Regions from separate parts of the Mus musculus genome. Here region 2 is linked to region 1. A link is a loop called in an ENCODE intact Hi-C map of the cell type or tissue named here. Cell type or tissue: left cerebral cortex. All regions are shown on one strand.

Region 1 (8,000 bases):
CAAAGACAGGTCAAGCTGTAAAAAGACTCTAATAAACTTTTCTTTACAAATAAAAAATATATTAAATAGCACTGTCAAAACATTAAGGAAAATTACTCATTTTAATGGAACAAAATTCTATAGCTATTAAAGTATCAGTACACTAAGTATCTAGTATGAGTAACTAAATTCCATACTGCCCAATTTCTGAAAGGAAAACAGCTTGAGGGATGTTTGTTTCTTCTATTTATAGTGACAGGAATGTTATATCAGGGAAAACATTTCAGATATGCTGCAAAAGGCTATTGTATTAAAAAAATAATAATAGTGAAATGGCCAGTAAGATGGGCTAGTGGGTGAAGGTACATGCCACACGGGCCTAACAGTCTGAGCCTGGAGCCCATGTAAGGACGGGAGGAGAGTACTGTCCCCTACCCTCCACATTCACGCATGCTTGTGCACAATCGCACACAGGTCACACACAGCAATAATAATTATTATCATTACTATTATCTCTAGGATGGTTTCAGTGACACTGGGCATAATTCCAGTATGCCAGAGCTGTAACAGAAGAATTGGGAGTTCACAGCCTCAATTATGTGGAAAGAGTCTGTCTTAAAAACCCAAAAATAAAACTCACTTCTCTTCTCATGAACCATGTCTAGATCAGTTCCTAAGTAAAACACTGACCATACCTTCAAAAAAATCAAAGTCTTGTAGATCATCCGGCAGCCGAGGCAGGACATCAGCAAAGTCCTCCTGGTTCAGTTCCAGGTCGTGCGGGATGTCGGTGATCTCGTTGGCAATGTCATCCGGCAACTCATCAGCACTCAGCTCGGGCGTGGATGGGCTTCTGCGGAGGGAGACAGGGCGGCTAGTCCCCAGACACCCACACGCAGTGCACCTCCCTCAGGGATCAGCCAACGCCCCTTAGATGCTCTAAGCATTCAGTACAAACAGGAGATGGCAACTCCTTCCAAGCTGGTAGTGGCACGTGCCCATGACCCCACACTTGGGTACAGAAGGCTAGAGAGTCAGAAGTTGAGCTCACCTTCAGCTGCACAGTGAGGTGAGGATGTCTGGGAATATACAGGTCTCAAAAATTTTTTCCTTCACTTTATGAGAAGGAAATTTGAAGACAGGGCATTGCAGAAAGACACGCCTCACTCTCTGTAGGCATGAATTCCTACGGCCTTTACCCATAATTTAGACCATCATTACTAGAGTATACTTCCACTGCAAATTAGTAAAATGAATCACTATTGAGTATATCTATGTTTTAGTAAAATTTCAAATCTGATCAAAATAATAACTTTAAAAATGAAATAAATGGACAAGAATTAACTGAAATTCATTCAATCAAAATGTTTGTCTGCCAAAATTTAAAAAACTCATATTTCTAATTAAATACTTCTATTTTAACATGTGTAATTTTAGTTAAAACAGAAGAACCTGAGTGAATAAAGTTAAATTATCAATTTCAGCATCTATTTTCTTTGCTATAATAAGAAACTGACATTGATAAATGTTAACAAAAACTTAGTCAGACACTGGTAAAATCTGTACATGCCACTGTTCAAAGGGTTTTAAGCTGAGATGCTCAGGGGCTGTGGTGGGTTAGTAGCATCAGGAGCACAGAGGGCAGCTGCTGTGAGAGCAGACCATGCAGCCCCACGGCTGCCACCACTCACCGCATCTGTGAGGCCTCCACTGGCAGTGAGACGCTGGTGGGCATGCTGAGGTTCCCTTGGGGCACTGCAGGGGGGATGGGCTTCTGGGGCCGACGAGGTCCACGCCGTCTCTTCTTCTTGTGTTTTTTGGTAAGTGCAGGGGGCTTCGTTTTTTTCCTAGGTTTCCTCTGTTGCTGGTGCTGAACTTTACGGGAGTTATCTCCTCTCAGGAAATTATCCTTTGAAATGAATAGAACACTTTTAAGAACCTTCTCCACCCAGACTCCTGGTATGTTAGTGCGCAGCCAGGTGACTGGTGGATGGCCATCCTCTACATACTTCAAGACCAGAAGAAAGCTTAAAGTTTTACTACAAAGCAATGAGGAGTTGGGGCTGCAGTATACTGCCTGCCCAGCATGTGCAGGGCCCTGAGCTGGAGCCAGTACCACACAAAACCAGGTGTGGTGGTACACACCAGTAATCTAGGCCATGAACCAGAAGGCAGCAACAGGACAGGCAACCTGGGCTATACAAGACCCTGCCTCAAAAAAAAAAGGAGAGAGTTAAGTATTTGAAAGATATGTTTCACCCAATTTAAATATTGTATAAGATGGAAACATCACATCATTCTAATGATAATTTTTGTATACCAGTCAAAATAAATGTATCTAGGGCTAAAGATAATAAGTCTTGGTGGTTAAGAGCACAGGCTGCTCTTCGGAGGATCAGGGTCCCGTTCCCAGCACCCACATGGCAGTTCACACCTGTCTGTAACTCCAATCCAAGGGAACTGACACCCTCTCCTAACATTCACAGGCACAAAACATTCACGTAGTCCCTATAGGTAAGTGTGAGAAACACTCATACACATAATATAAAGTTAAATAATTATCTAAAAACCCTAAGATTATCTGGGAAAAACTTAACTATCAAAAATATTCTCTTAATACTATATATAATGCCTAAAACTATATATAATAAATAAACAAAACTTTTAACTTAATTCACAATTCATATTAATCTCTCCCTTTGGCCACTCTCCCCCCACCCAACCCCAGATATACTGCAATGGTGGAACAGCACCTAGTATGTGCAAGTCTAGGGTTGATCTCCAGCAAAGCCAACACACAAATGAGACATAAATACAACACTCAGAAATGAGTAACAGATTTTAAAGGCATGGACAGATAAGGTCATCGTAGGCCAAAAGAAACAAGGACAAACTGACAAGTTAACTGGTAGAGGAGCTCTAATACACGATTCTGAATATGCTGATTTTAAACTTTAATAGGCAGTGAGACTTTTCCTTCTTTTTCTTTCCATCTGGAGAAGTCACTTTTAAGGAGGAAACATGACAAACGTGTTAAGAGATGAGCCAGCCTGCTACCTATAGAGGGATGAACGGGTGGATGCCAAGGCGATACGTTGGGAAGGCAGAGACTTGCATATCTCTCGACTTGGCTGAGCAGTCAGTTAAGCTAATCAGTGAGTTCCAGGTTCAGCAAGAGAAGCTGTCTCAAAAACTAAGGGTGAGAAGAACTGAGAAAGACAGCCAACATAAATCTGGCATCTACACATGCAAGAGCACATACACATGAACAGGTATATGCATACACAAAAGCATATAGAAAGCTGGGTGTGGTGGCTCTCACACCTGTAATCTTAACACTCAGGGATAGCTAAGGCACATCATTTATGAGTTCTAGGCCAGCTTGAGCTAGGGTGAAACCCTGCCTCAAAACAGGAACAACAAAACCCAGAAAATTATTCTGCATTCATATAAAACCTGAATAAAGTAAGAAAAATGCCCTCATTTTAAATGTATTTTAATTAAATAGAAAAGTAAGTACTTGGGAGGCAGAAGAGGGAGAATCTCTGTGAGTCTGAGGCCAACTAATCTACAGATCAAGTTCTAGGTCAGCCAGGGTTACACAGAGAACCTCTAGTCTTAAAAATCTAGAAGGAAAATAAATCCAACATTTCTATATGAAGTTTAGTATTTGTGATGGTTTGCTTGGCCCAGGGAGTGGCACTGTTGGGAGGTGTGGCTTTGTTGGAGTAAGTGTGTCACTGTGGGTGTGGGCTTTAAGACCCTACTTCTAGCTGCCTGGAAGCCAGTATCCTGCTAGCAGCCTTCAGATGAAGATGTAGAACTCTCAGCTTCTCCTACACCATGCCTGTCTGGACGCTGCCATGTTCCCACCTTGGTGATAATGGACTGAACCTCTGAACCTGTAAGCCAGTCCCAAATAAATGTTATAAGAGTTGCCTTGGTTACAGCAGTAAAACCCTAACTAAGACAGTATTCACATTTTTCAAAACATGATCCTAAAAACGAACTAACCAAAAAAGTTCTTAGTAAGGCCAGAGTGTTAACAAGGGAACAGACCAGAAAGTCGGCCTCTCTGCCTAACAGTACCCTTAGCTAATGGCAAAGCCAGAGCTGCAAACCAGTTGCCTGGTCCATGATACCAAGGCATGCTAAAACTACACCATGCTCAGAGAACACTGTATGACTTGCCTTCCTTGGCCTTGTGGTCCAGAAGGCACACAGCACAATATTTTGTGACAACTGCTTGATAAATGAAAACATAGCTCAGGTCTGAGGGGCTTGTTTTCCATGCTGGCATCAAATCCAGAACCCATTCATGACAGACAAATACTCTACTGCTAAGCTACAGCTTCACCCCAAATCAACCCCATTTTAAATAATTACGTAACTCAAATATTTGACTAATTCAAATGTGTCTCTCCTCCAAATTATTCTAAATTAATTAGGGTTCACAAGACCAACATTAACAAAAGCAATAATTAAGTTCAACAAAATTATAGAAAGGCTTGGTATTTTGCCTAAACTTTATTAAATATCCAGATCATTCCCAGAACTGCATATAAAAAAAACAAAACTGAAGGCAAAGATGGAGTTCATAAAACCTGCTATGTATTAGAAAATACATTTGTACTACTGTGTATTTATGAATGAGACATAAAGAATACGGATGGATGATTTTTAAAAAGCATCTTATCTAAGTAATAACAGGTTTGGTACTTCTCTGTTTTGTTTTGTTTTGTTTTGTTTTGTTTTGTTTTGTTTTGTTTTGTTGTAGCCCTGGCTGTCCTGGAACTCACTCTGTAGACCAGGCTGGCCTCAAACTCAGAAATCCACCTGCCTCTGCCTCCCAAGTGCTGGGATTAAAGGTGTGCGCCACCATTGCCTGGCTCTCCATCCCCCCCACCCCCAGCCCCACCCCCACCCCCAGTTTGGAACTTCTCATCTGAATCACTGACCATCAGTGTTTTGAGGGTTTTCATTATTTGGATATAATTTGCATATGAAAATCCTTATCCCAGAGATCTAAAAATCAGAATCTGGAAGGCTCCAAAACATGTACTTTTTGAGTGTCATGCCATCTTAGAACCTCACAGATTTGAGGTTTCTGGATTAGAAATATTCAAACTGTACTAAGTACTCTTTGAAACACTGGGGGTTTGGTTTTGTTATGAAAAGGGCCTCAAATTCAGGGATCAATACAACATTTTGAAATGTTTTAGGCAAAGGCAACACAACATAGTGTTTCCAGTACTGAAAGCACTGTTTGTCCAGAACTTCATTAGTGTCTTACTTCCTAGCAGAAATAGTCACCAACAGTTTGAAAGCCCCAACTGCAGGGCGCAAATGCTAAACTTACCATCTTTTTGGCATGTTCTTCACACAGGGGCGTCTGGTGTGTAATGTCAAACACTGGCACAGAGCACTGCTGTCCGTCTGCAAACTTGGCAGTGCAGCTGGAGAAGAGCTGCTGAGAGCGGTTCAGGAGGATGTCTGGGGTTTGCAGTCAGGAAGAAAACACACTCAAATCGTTTAACTCTTTGTGTCTGAATAAAATATGTTACTCTCCTTGTGGTTTACAAGCAAAAGCTGCACTGCCTATACCAACTCAACAGGGGGAAAATCTGATGGAGTCTATTTAGCTAACAGGCTCTCAGGCAAATCTCCTTTATGGCCACTCGGAATCAACTTCTGTGAGCAATATCATTTTCTTGTTAACACCTTCCTGAAATCCCTACTAAAAAGACTGTTCCAAAAATCAGAGCTGACTCTTTCCTTTTAGGTATTTGATTTCTCTGTGTCTGAGTGTTGGCCTGAATGCTTACAAGTACACCAAGTATCAACCGCACTGGAATGGATGACTGTAAGCTACCATGGGAGTTCTGGGAATGGAAATCGGGTCCTTCTGAATAGCAGGAACAAGTGCTCTTAATTGATGAGCCACCTCTCCAGCTCCTAAAATTAGCATTTAAAAAGAAAACTTTCCCTTAGACTACTCACCAAGGAGAATGAAAATTTCAATAAAAAACCCACCTGTCCAAGGTTGAAATTTTCATTTACAGAATCAAAATAAAACTCACAAATTAATGACAAAAATTAACTTGAAAGTCTTATTGAAAATTGAAATGTCTGGGGCCTTTTGTTTTGTTGTTTTTTAGATAGAGTCTTGCTATATATATGGCCTAAGCTAGCCTTAAACTCATGACTATAGAGTAAGACCACCTTAAAAGACCAATCAAAAAAAATAAATAAATAAGAAGACAAAGAAAGGGCTGGAGAGATGGCTCAGAGGTTAAGAGCACTGACTGCTCTTCTGAAGGTCCCGGGTTCAAATCCCAGCAACCACATGGTGGCTCACAACCTTCCTCTTCTGGGGTGTCTGAAGACAGCTACAGTGTACTTACATATAGTAAATAAATAAATAAATATTTTTGGGGAAAAAAAAGAAGACAAAGAAAGGTTCATCTTTTAGCTGCTGAACCATTCCATGTTTGACCTCTGGGCTGAGGGCAGGGCTTGTCAGCAAGCCTGAACGCAGCATGAGACCTTCCATTCAATTTCCAGTACCACCCCTGTCCCCCCCCTCCCACTCCACACACACACAGATTTATATCCTATTTAGAAAGTCTATGTGGGTTTCCCTTCTGGTTTAGATTGGTTATATATAAATAAACTAAACTGCCTGGGAAGACTCAATGTGAAGGACAGGAAGGAGGGCAGAGATGCAAGTGTAGGAGCCGGCTGTGAGAGGATCTGGAGGTCACCGAGCCTCAGAGTGGGAAGCCAATCTGGGAGGCATGAGGAGACCCTGTCTCTAGGAAAGAAAGGAGGAAGGAAGGAAAGAGGAACACATTCATCCTGATTCACTGTTACAGACTTGTAATTCCAATAACTGGGAAGGTTAATCAAGTTTCAGGACAGCTAGGGTTACATAGTGACATGGTGAGGTTATAGCCTATTTTACTATATCTCAAACAAATAAATACAAAATGAAGATTGCAAATCAGCTCTGCATAGAAGTCCAACCTCTCACTCTGGCACAGATCCTCAGCTAGAATGAGATGCCTGTCCCTTCTCCACTTGTGAGACAGCAAAATAACACAGTTGATGTGCTCAGAGTCTCTCCTTTCCAAATTCAGTGTAATGAAATAAAATATACAATGACATAATCAGGAGCTGATTCAGGACTCTATGAAATTAGAAATTATATAAAAATTATTCTGAGGGCTGAAGAGATGGCTCAGGGGTTAAGAGCACTGGCTGCTCTTCCAGAGATCCTGAGTTCAAATCCCAGCAATCACATGGTGGCTTACAACCATCTGTAATGAGATCTGATGCCCTCTTCTGGTGCATCTGAAGACAGCTACAGTGTACTTACATATAATAAGTAAATCTTGAAAAAAAAAACATTATTCTGAACATGAAATAGCTTTTAGTTTACAAGTTTTATGGCCAGACATGGTGGTGGTGTACACCAGGAATCTCAACAGTGAGGACACTGAGGCAGGAGAATCATGAGTTTGAGACCAACCTCAACTCTATGGTGAAGTTCTACTTCAAAAAGAATCAAGGCAGGGAGCACCCATTAGATTTTACAATGATGTACTGTGGGAGAGCATTTGCCTAGCGTGCAGAAGACTCTGTTCTACTCCCAGTCTGGTGGCAGTGTTGTAGGACAGAAGTAGGTGGATCTCTTGAGAGTTCTAGGCCAGCCTGTCTAAGATTGACAGTGAAATCTTCTGTCTTGAAAAAACAAAACAAAACAAAACAACAAAAACAGCACGTGTCCCCCAAGGGCTTAGTACCTTCAATGGCTGCTTATTGCCGTGAAAAGGATACGCTGGAAACAGTGTCTGGTGAAGGGAAGGGCCTGCTTTGTGCACTGTTCGCCCTTCACTGTTCCACTACATGCTGCTGGCTCCACCTCCTTCAACTTGGTCTGGCGAAGGCTAGGGACAGAAAAATACAAAATTCATTTTAAATGCTCTAACAATTCAGGGTAATTTTTTTTTAATGTTGAT
Region 2 (8,000 bases), 96 kb after region 1:
ATAAAATATAACTCAAGTTTAAGAAGAAAAACAAACAGTAACCACATAAGACCCTGCAAGTAAACCTAACACATGCTATAACACACACATAAAGCTAATACATGCACGAGTCCACAGACTCGTCTCGGATCATAAATCCCAGTGCACTCTCACACACAGGTTTTCATAAAGTGTGTCCAACTGCTGTCCTGTTTACAGCCCAAGTTGGCCTTGAACTTGAGCAGCCGTCCTCTCAGCTACCACATGGTTGAGACTACCACACACACCGTGATGCCAGGCAGGTGTGTCCAAATGAAACTAAACTTACAACATGTATTAAGGACTACATTCTTCTGTAAGATTTAGCTGTTGATTTCGTTTATTAGCCTGTGTTAACTACACATGATGGGTGAGAATTCCACTTTCATACATGTGTAATCTGATCACGTTCACCTCTCATTGCCCTCGGAGCTTCCTTCCCACCCCTCTAAGCTACCTTTGCTCAGACAGGATCTTTCTACGTTCATGCTGTCTGGTTTGACTTAGATGTGAAAGTGTACTGGTATGTTAGAGAACCCAGTGTGTCAAAGATTGAACAGTGACATTACAGATGTGGCTGCTTTTTTTTTTTTAAAAAAGGAAAACGATAGCTGAGAACAGTTGTAACACTCATCTTCAATCCAAGTACTTAGGAGGTAAAGACAGAAAGTTCTTCTGCTACACAGAGTTCAAGGCCAGCCTGGGCTACAAGAAACTCAAAAATCAAAATGAAATCCCAAACAGCAGCCTGGAGCACAGCTTACTGCTTCTCACCCAGCTCCTTCAGTGGGGAAGATCTCTTCAGTGCATAAGTTGTCAGAGTCAACTTTATTAAGCAAGTCTTTCAGAGCTACTAAGGCTTCAGCATCCACCAAGCCTCCTGCAATCGCTGCCACAGCATTGCCTTCAAAATTCTGTAACTGGAAACAGAAAAGGGCATCTCTAAGAAACCTACAGTCAGCAAAGACCATGACTGTTCAGGAAATAAACCAAGTCATTTTCAAGCATCCAGAGTAGCAGGAGGCACAGCCGTCTCTCCTGAATTAGTGTAGCTACCACTGCACATTAAAGAAGCTTTTTACAGCAAATGCAGAGGAAAACCACACTGGAAACAATGCAGAAATCAACAAATTGTGGGGACCCCAGCCACAACAGACACATCTACACCATGGCTCTTGCAGCTATTGCTCAAGGAACCAGAAAATAAAGAGTCTAAGAGCCAGCGTACCAGAAGTCTGCTGTAAAGCAGTGTCTCCTAGAAAGGCTGCATAAACAAGATCCGAATACCAATACCAACAGGAATTTTAACATGGAAGGGAGAAAATTCCACAGGTCTCACCTCTAGACAAAGAACTGCAAGCAACTGACTGCTGGGAGAAAAAGAATTAGCTTCTCTCAGGAATGAACCCCCATATAGGTTGTCCAGTACAGAGCAGTCAGTCAGCCTTGAAATCATATATACACAAACAATAAAAATGTAGAGTCTATTTGTGCATGTACATAAATTTATATATTTACTATATATATATATAATATAAATATAAAAAATAAAAAAGTTTTTTCAATTAAAAAAAAAGACAGAGGCTATCAACTTGAGAATAGAAGGGGAATGAGAGGGATTCAGGGATAGGTCACTAGGAGGGCCTGGAGAGAGAAGCCAGATAAGTGATACAGTTCTATTTCAACTATAAAATGAAAATATATATATATATATAAAACATGTATTTAAAAAGACATTGTTGTCAAAAAATATTAGCTAGCAAATAAAAAACATTTAACCTTTTCTTTTTCTGGTGAATTAAATTAACTAACATTTGATTATTGAAATAACTTCCGAGTTCTCAAAATACTCATACAGTCAAGGAATTTAATGTATTTTGGGTCTGAATGCAATGAACCACTTATATTTCTTTCTAATAAACTGATTCCTAGCAGACTATGAGCTTTATATGCTTTTCCTTGACAAACTCTTAAAGCCAAACTACTCACATTCACAAGTTTTCCTATACTTTAAGAATAACTATGGGGCTGGAGAGATGGCTCAGTGGCTAAGAGCAATGACTGCTCTTCCAAAGGTCTTGAGTTCAAATCCCAGCAACCACGTGGCGGCTCACAACCACCTGTAATGAGATCTGATGCCCTCTTCTGGTACGTCTGAAGACAGCTACAGTGTACTTATGAATAATAATAAATAAATCTTTTAAAAATAAAAGAATAACTATGCACTTTATCAATAAAACATATGGAACAATATGCAAAGCAGACAAGAAGTAAAGCACATCTGACTACAGAGCGTAACAGTGCTCACGCAGCCTAGACAGGAGATGCAGCAGTGATGTGTGGGGCCCAGGAGAGTGACTCCAGCTTGGCCTGAAGCTGTGTATTTTACTTTAGGAACAAAGCAGCTTCGTTAGGACCTCTGGAGAATGAGAATCATGGAGTTACAGTTTACCTTAAATTCAATCTCTTCTAAAGTATCTCCCATTCCCTCTAGGCTTTTGCTTTTTGTCTACAGTATCTTTCATCTTTTTTCTATTCTTTTCCCTTTTATTGGCTACTGGTAATTAAACCCAGGGCTTTGCACATGCTAAGCACACTCAACACAAGTGAGTTACACCCTGCCCCCCCCCCCCACCTTTGCTCTGGCAAGCTCTTAGGCTTTGCTCCAGAATCACTGTCTTTAGGAACGCATCCTGATACCATAATTTTGGTTAGGTGTCCCACATCCCTTATGTGTTTTCTCTCATATCAGCCCTGACAGAACAATGATTATGCCTCTCTCTCTAGCATAACAAGATGAAAGGCAGAGATCATGAATCAGTAATCTATGGGTTAAATTCTAGAATGTATCTAGCATATCTGAGATATGGCTCTCAAAAATATCAAATAGAGGGCTGGAGATTTGTTGGCTCAGCAGTTAAGAGCATTGTGGTCCTGAGTTCAATTCCCAGCAACCACATGTGGTTCACAACCAACTATAATGGAATCTGATGCTCTCTTGTCATGCAGGCATACCTGCAAATAAAGCACTCATGTACATAAATAAATTTTAAAAATGTCAAATAGCGACAAATTATAATCTTGCCAAAACAGGAGAAAAGAATGGGTGTAGTGGCATATGACTTTAATCTCAGCACTCAGTGGCAGAGGCAGGCAAATCTCTGTGAGTTTAAGGCTAGCCTGGTTTACATGGGGAGTTCCAGGTCAGCCACAGCTATACAATAAAACCCCTGTCTAAAACAAATAAAAAGGAAGGAAGGAAGGAAGGAAGGAAGGAAGGAAGAAAGGAAGGAAGGAAACAAACAAACAAAAGAGAAAGATTCGCCTTATCTTCATGGCAAAGCTGTTTCGTGAAAGCTACACACTGTTTAATCTACATTTCAATTTTTTACCATTCCAGCTACACGAGAGAGTGCATCTTCCCAGGAGGTATAAGTTAAAAGCCCTTTTTCGTTTCTGACCATTGGTTCAGTAAGTCTTTGACGTTTTAGTCCATCATAAGCAAACCTAGACAAAAGAAATCATACAAAATATAGAAAATTGCTAAGGAGCAACTATAATTTTCAAGTTTAAAAACTGTAACAAATGTTATTTAAATAGAAGATTTCTTAAAGTGTCAAAATAATAAATACCTAACACAGGGATGGTGGCAGCAGATATATCTGCCTTATCATATACCTTTAATTCCCGTACTCAGGAGGCAGAGGCAGTAGGATTTCTGAATTTAAGGCTAACCTAGTCTACAGAGTGAGCTCCAGGACAGCCAGGGCTACACAGGAAGATGTAGTCTTAAAAACAAATCTTCCCTTGTTTTCCCAAGTACTGGAGATCAAAGCCAGGATCTGGACTACATTAGGCAAATGCTCTACAGTTCAGCTCCATGTCCAGCCCTTTTGCATTTGCATTCTGAGACAAGGTACATCTTCCAGGTTGTCCATATATTTCACATCCTCCTGTTTTGGCCTCAAGTAGCTTAGATCATAAGCTTGTGCCACTATGCCCAGCATTTGTAACTACTCAAGTTGATTTTCTTCTCATTCTCTTTATAAAAACTCAAATTTTTCAAAAATGTATATCATTTTGCAACATAAAAATGCCCATTAAAGGGGCTGGAGAAATGGCTCAGCGATTAAGAGCACTGACTGCTCCTCCGAAGGTTGTGAGTTCAGATCCCAGCAACCATATGGTGGCTCACAACCACCCATAATGAGATCTGACGCCCTCTTCTGGAGTGTTTGAGGACAGCTACAGTGTACTTACATATAATAAATAAATAAATCTTTAAAAAAATGTCCATTAAAAATGACCATGAGGGCTGGAGAGATGGCTCAGTAGTTAAGAGCACTTGTTCTTGCAGAGGACACAAGTGCAATTCCTAGCACCTACATGTCGACTCACAAACCATCCATAACACCATGGGACACACAGATTATCCATAAAAGCAAAACATTCATATACATAAAATAAATCTCAAAAAAGATCATAGATTTTTAAATCAATCGCAAAAAATTAAAGACAACACCTGGTTTTATCAGAGATCCATTCTTCATTAATATCTTCATGCATTCTTGGCAAAATCCTCATTACCTCTCCAGTTCTTGTGCTAACCACAATGTTACTTCCCACTGCATCCATTACATCAATGGACTCTGTCTTTCTGAGAAAATAAACACAATTTAGTATGCTGATTCTGAGAGTAAGAAGAGTTTCTGTTAGCTAGTTACTTCCATATCAGGTTTCCTTTTTTGGTATTTTGAGGCAAGTCTCATAAGGCCATGTTGGCCTCAAACCCTCTAGATAACAAGTGACCTTGAACATGTCCTCCAGCACCTGCATCCCTCGTGTTGGGATTACTACCAGATCCACCTTGCCTTCTACATTTCTAAAACTAGCGGAACTCAGAACAGCAATAGAAATAAGCACCTCCATATTTTAATCACATTATTTGATAGGCCAATTAGAAGGGCATACAATTAATTAGTCCTTGGCTGCTGGCAGTCAGATACCAATGAATCAACCATTCCAGAAAGCAGAAACAAAACCCGACAAAAATCAACAAAAATCAAAATCCTCCCAAATAACATTTTATCACTTATACATCAAAACATAAGAAGCTTTAATGTGGGGTTGGGGATTTAGCTCAGTGGTAGAATGCTTGCCTAGCAAGCGAAAGGCCCTGGGTTCAGTCCTTAGCTCTGAAAAAAAAAAAAAAAAAAAAAAAGAAGCTTTAATGCATTAAAAACTACTCTGTAAGGCAGGAGAGATGGTTCAACAGTTGAAAACACTTGTTACTCCTACAGGGAACCTGAGTTTGGTTCCCAGCACCCACGTGGCGGCTTATCACTATCCAACTCTAATTTCAAAGGATTCAATGCCGTCTTCTGGCTTCTTCAAGCACCTGCATACACATAGGGCTCATACATAACTTAGATTCATATAGATATAGATAGACAGACAGACAGACAAATAGATAGATACACACACATACATATATACATGTGTATATACATATATGTGTATGTGTATATACATATATATGTGTATACACACACACACACACACACACACACACACACACACACATATAAAATAAATCCAAAAACAACTGTTTTGCGGGGCTGGGGAGATGGTTTAGGAGATAAGTGCTAGCTATGTATGCATGAAGACCAGAATTCAGATTCTGAGCACCCAAGTAAAAGTCAGGAGTACATGGCAGTCTAGCACTCTAGAGGCAAGAAAGGGGCGGAGAGTGGAGTATGCAGGGTTAGGTAAGGGGACCTACTCTGGCTGGTCAGAGTTGGAGATAGCAATTGGCAAGCTTCAGGCTCAGCAGGAATGTAGCCTGAGTCACTGAATGAAGGGAGAGTTAGGAAGACATCTGATGTCAACATCCGGTGCTTGCATAAACACACCTGACTACTCTAAAAATCCGTAATGTTGAGTATGAGTGGCACACAATGTAATCCCAACACTTGGGAGGCAGAGGCAGACGGATTTCTGTAAGTTCAAGGCCACCCTGGTCCACAGTGTCCAAGTTCCAAGACACTGCCTCAAGAAAACAAAAAATCTGTTATGGTTTGTCTTGATGCTGCTCCTCTCTCTCTCCTCATTAAAGACTAAAGACTACTCAAGTACATATGCACATACTTAAAATCTTAGAAAGAATATAATTTGCTGAGGCTTGTCCTACCTTTCAACTTAAGTAGTTATTTTCCATTAAAACATTTTATGGGGCTGGGTCAAATCATTCAGTCAGTACATACAGACTACACGAGCATAAGGACCTGGTACCCAGAATCTAGTAAGAGCTGAGTGTGTCAGTGATGCCTGCAACCTTAGCATCACAGAGTCGGGGACTGGGGGATCACTAGGGCTCCCTGGCTACCCAAATCAGTGAGTTCCAGGTTCCATAAGAGACTCTGTCTCAAAAAAATAAGGTGAAAAGAAATTAAAGCCACCTAACACATATCTGGCCTCCAAACACACAACCCTCCTCTAACACATACACACACACACACATACACACAATGCAAACATAAAAATGTAGATAAAACCAACTAAAATTTAGGAAGAAAATGACCCAGAAATTTTATTAAAAAAAAAAAAGAAGTGAACTAAAATGTAAAAACAGGGCCAGGAGGGTGGCTTAGAGGGGAAAAGCCCTTGCTGAGCAAGGCTGATGACCTAAGATTGATCTCTGAAAGTCCTATCAAGAACCAGATGAAGTGCAAATTTCTAATCCCAGCACGACTACAGTGTGATGGCAGGCAGAATGAGACAGGCCAAGAGCTTGTGGGCTGGCCAGTTTGGCACATACACATAATGAAGAAATCAGAGCCCTGCCTTAACAAGGTAAAAGGTAAAAACCGAGTCCCTACAGTTGTTCTTCACATGTGCACACTGGCGTGTACCACCCAGCTGTGCATGAACACACAACCACAGGCACACACCAAGTAACAATTAAAACAAATAATCAGGGAAGGGTGCATGGCTCAGTCTGTAAAGCCCTGGCCTAATAAGTACAAGAACCTGAGTTCTAGCCTCATCAAGATGTAAAAATGCTTGCACTCCCAGTGCTGGAGAAGCAAAGGATCAAAAGCCAGCCAGTCTTTTTTAATTGGTAAGTTACAGACCAATAAGAGACTGAGCCTCAAAGAAAGTAGAAGTGTTCCAGGGGATGCCACTAAGGTGGTTTTCCGGCCTCCAAATATACCTGTATACATCCAGGGGCACCTGCACCACACCTGTCACACACACACAAAATAACATCTTTTAAAAACAAGTTGGTCAAAACCACAAAGATAAATACCTTGTTTCCCAAGGCCGGGCAGTAAAGGCATAAGGCTTAGAGGTTAGGGCCCCTACAGGGCAGATATCAATGACATTCCCAGACAGTTCAGACATAAACATTTTTTCAATGTATGTGCCAACTTGCATGTCATTTCCTCTTCCTGTTGTTCCCAAATCATCTACTCCTGCAATCTCACTTGCAAACCTAAAAAATAAAATTTGTTATCAAATGGATGAGCTCAGCAAAAAGTATTTCTTTTCCTTTTCATAATCACAAAGTCAATGACTTTCAAAACATTAAAAAGGAATTAGTATATTTTCAATGATAAATATAGTCAGCAAATAAAAGTGAATTTTTCTCTGAAACTGAAGTGTAACACACAAACGGAAAATTGTACAAATCACAAGTATACAATTCAGTAAATTATCACACAATTAATACCAGACTAAGTTTTAAATTCAACTGAAATTGGCATTAACTGAAAGCAAGTAGAAATCATGTTATCAGAACATATGGAACAAACAAACAAACCAAAAAACACCAAACCCAAGCAAACAAAACCTAACTTTTCCCCATTAATAATGACTATCATTTCCAGTGTTGTTATTCGAAGAAACTATATGAATGTTAAGTCAGCACTGATAGGTTTCAAACCCAGGGCAGATGGATAACTGAGGTGCCTATTTAACAT

What was found. A loop is a pair of places that touch in the nucleus more often than their neighbours do. Peaks named below come from ENCODE experiments on the same cell type or tissue, not always from the same donor. Only the 100,000 strongest peaks of a DNase experiment are listed, where the experiment ranks them.
Region 2: a loop joins it to region 1, with 2.3 times the contacts of the local background. A loop is called at or near these places in 4 of 42 quality-filtered maps.

What each region holds. Positions count from the first base shown.
Region 1 is chr1:63,060,366-63,068,365 of GRCm38, forward strand. It overlaps Ino80d (INO80 complex subunit D), which reads right to left. Exons shown (of 12, transcript NM_001114609.1): 8 at 7,819-7,928; 9 at 5,339-5,472; 10 at 1,671-1,888; 11 at 675-832. Among named protein-coding and RNA genes, the nearest start is that of Ino80d, 50 kb to the right of the region's middle. In left cerebral cortex, no CTCF peak of the experiment used is centred here; DNase peaks (open chromatin) are centred at 3,080 and 5,415.
Region 2 is chr1:63,156,340-63,164,339 of GRCm38, forward strand. Ndufs1 (NADH:ubiquinone oxidoreductase core subunit S1) reads right to left here. Exons shown (of 19, transcript NM_145518.2): 8 at 7,328-7,513; 9 at 4,541-4,675; 10 at 3,411-3,525; 11 at 793-938. It overlaps Ino80dos (INO80 complex subunit D, opposite strand), which reads left to right. Exons shown (of 4, transcript NR_045915.1): 4 at 619-1,956. Among named protein-coding and RNA genes, the nearest start is that of Ndufs1, 16 kb to the right of the region's middle. In left cerebral cortex, a CTCF peak has its summit at 4,270 (motif pointing left); no DNase peak of the experiment used is centred here.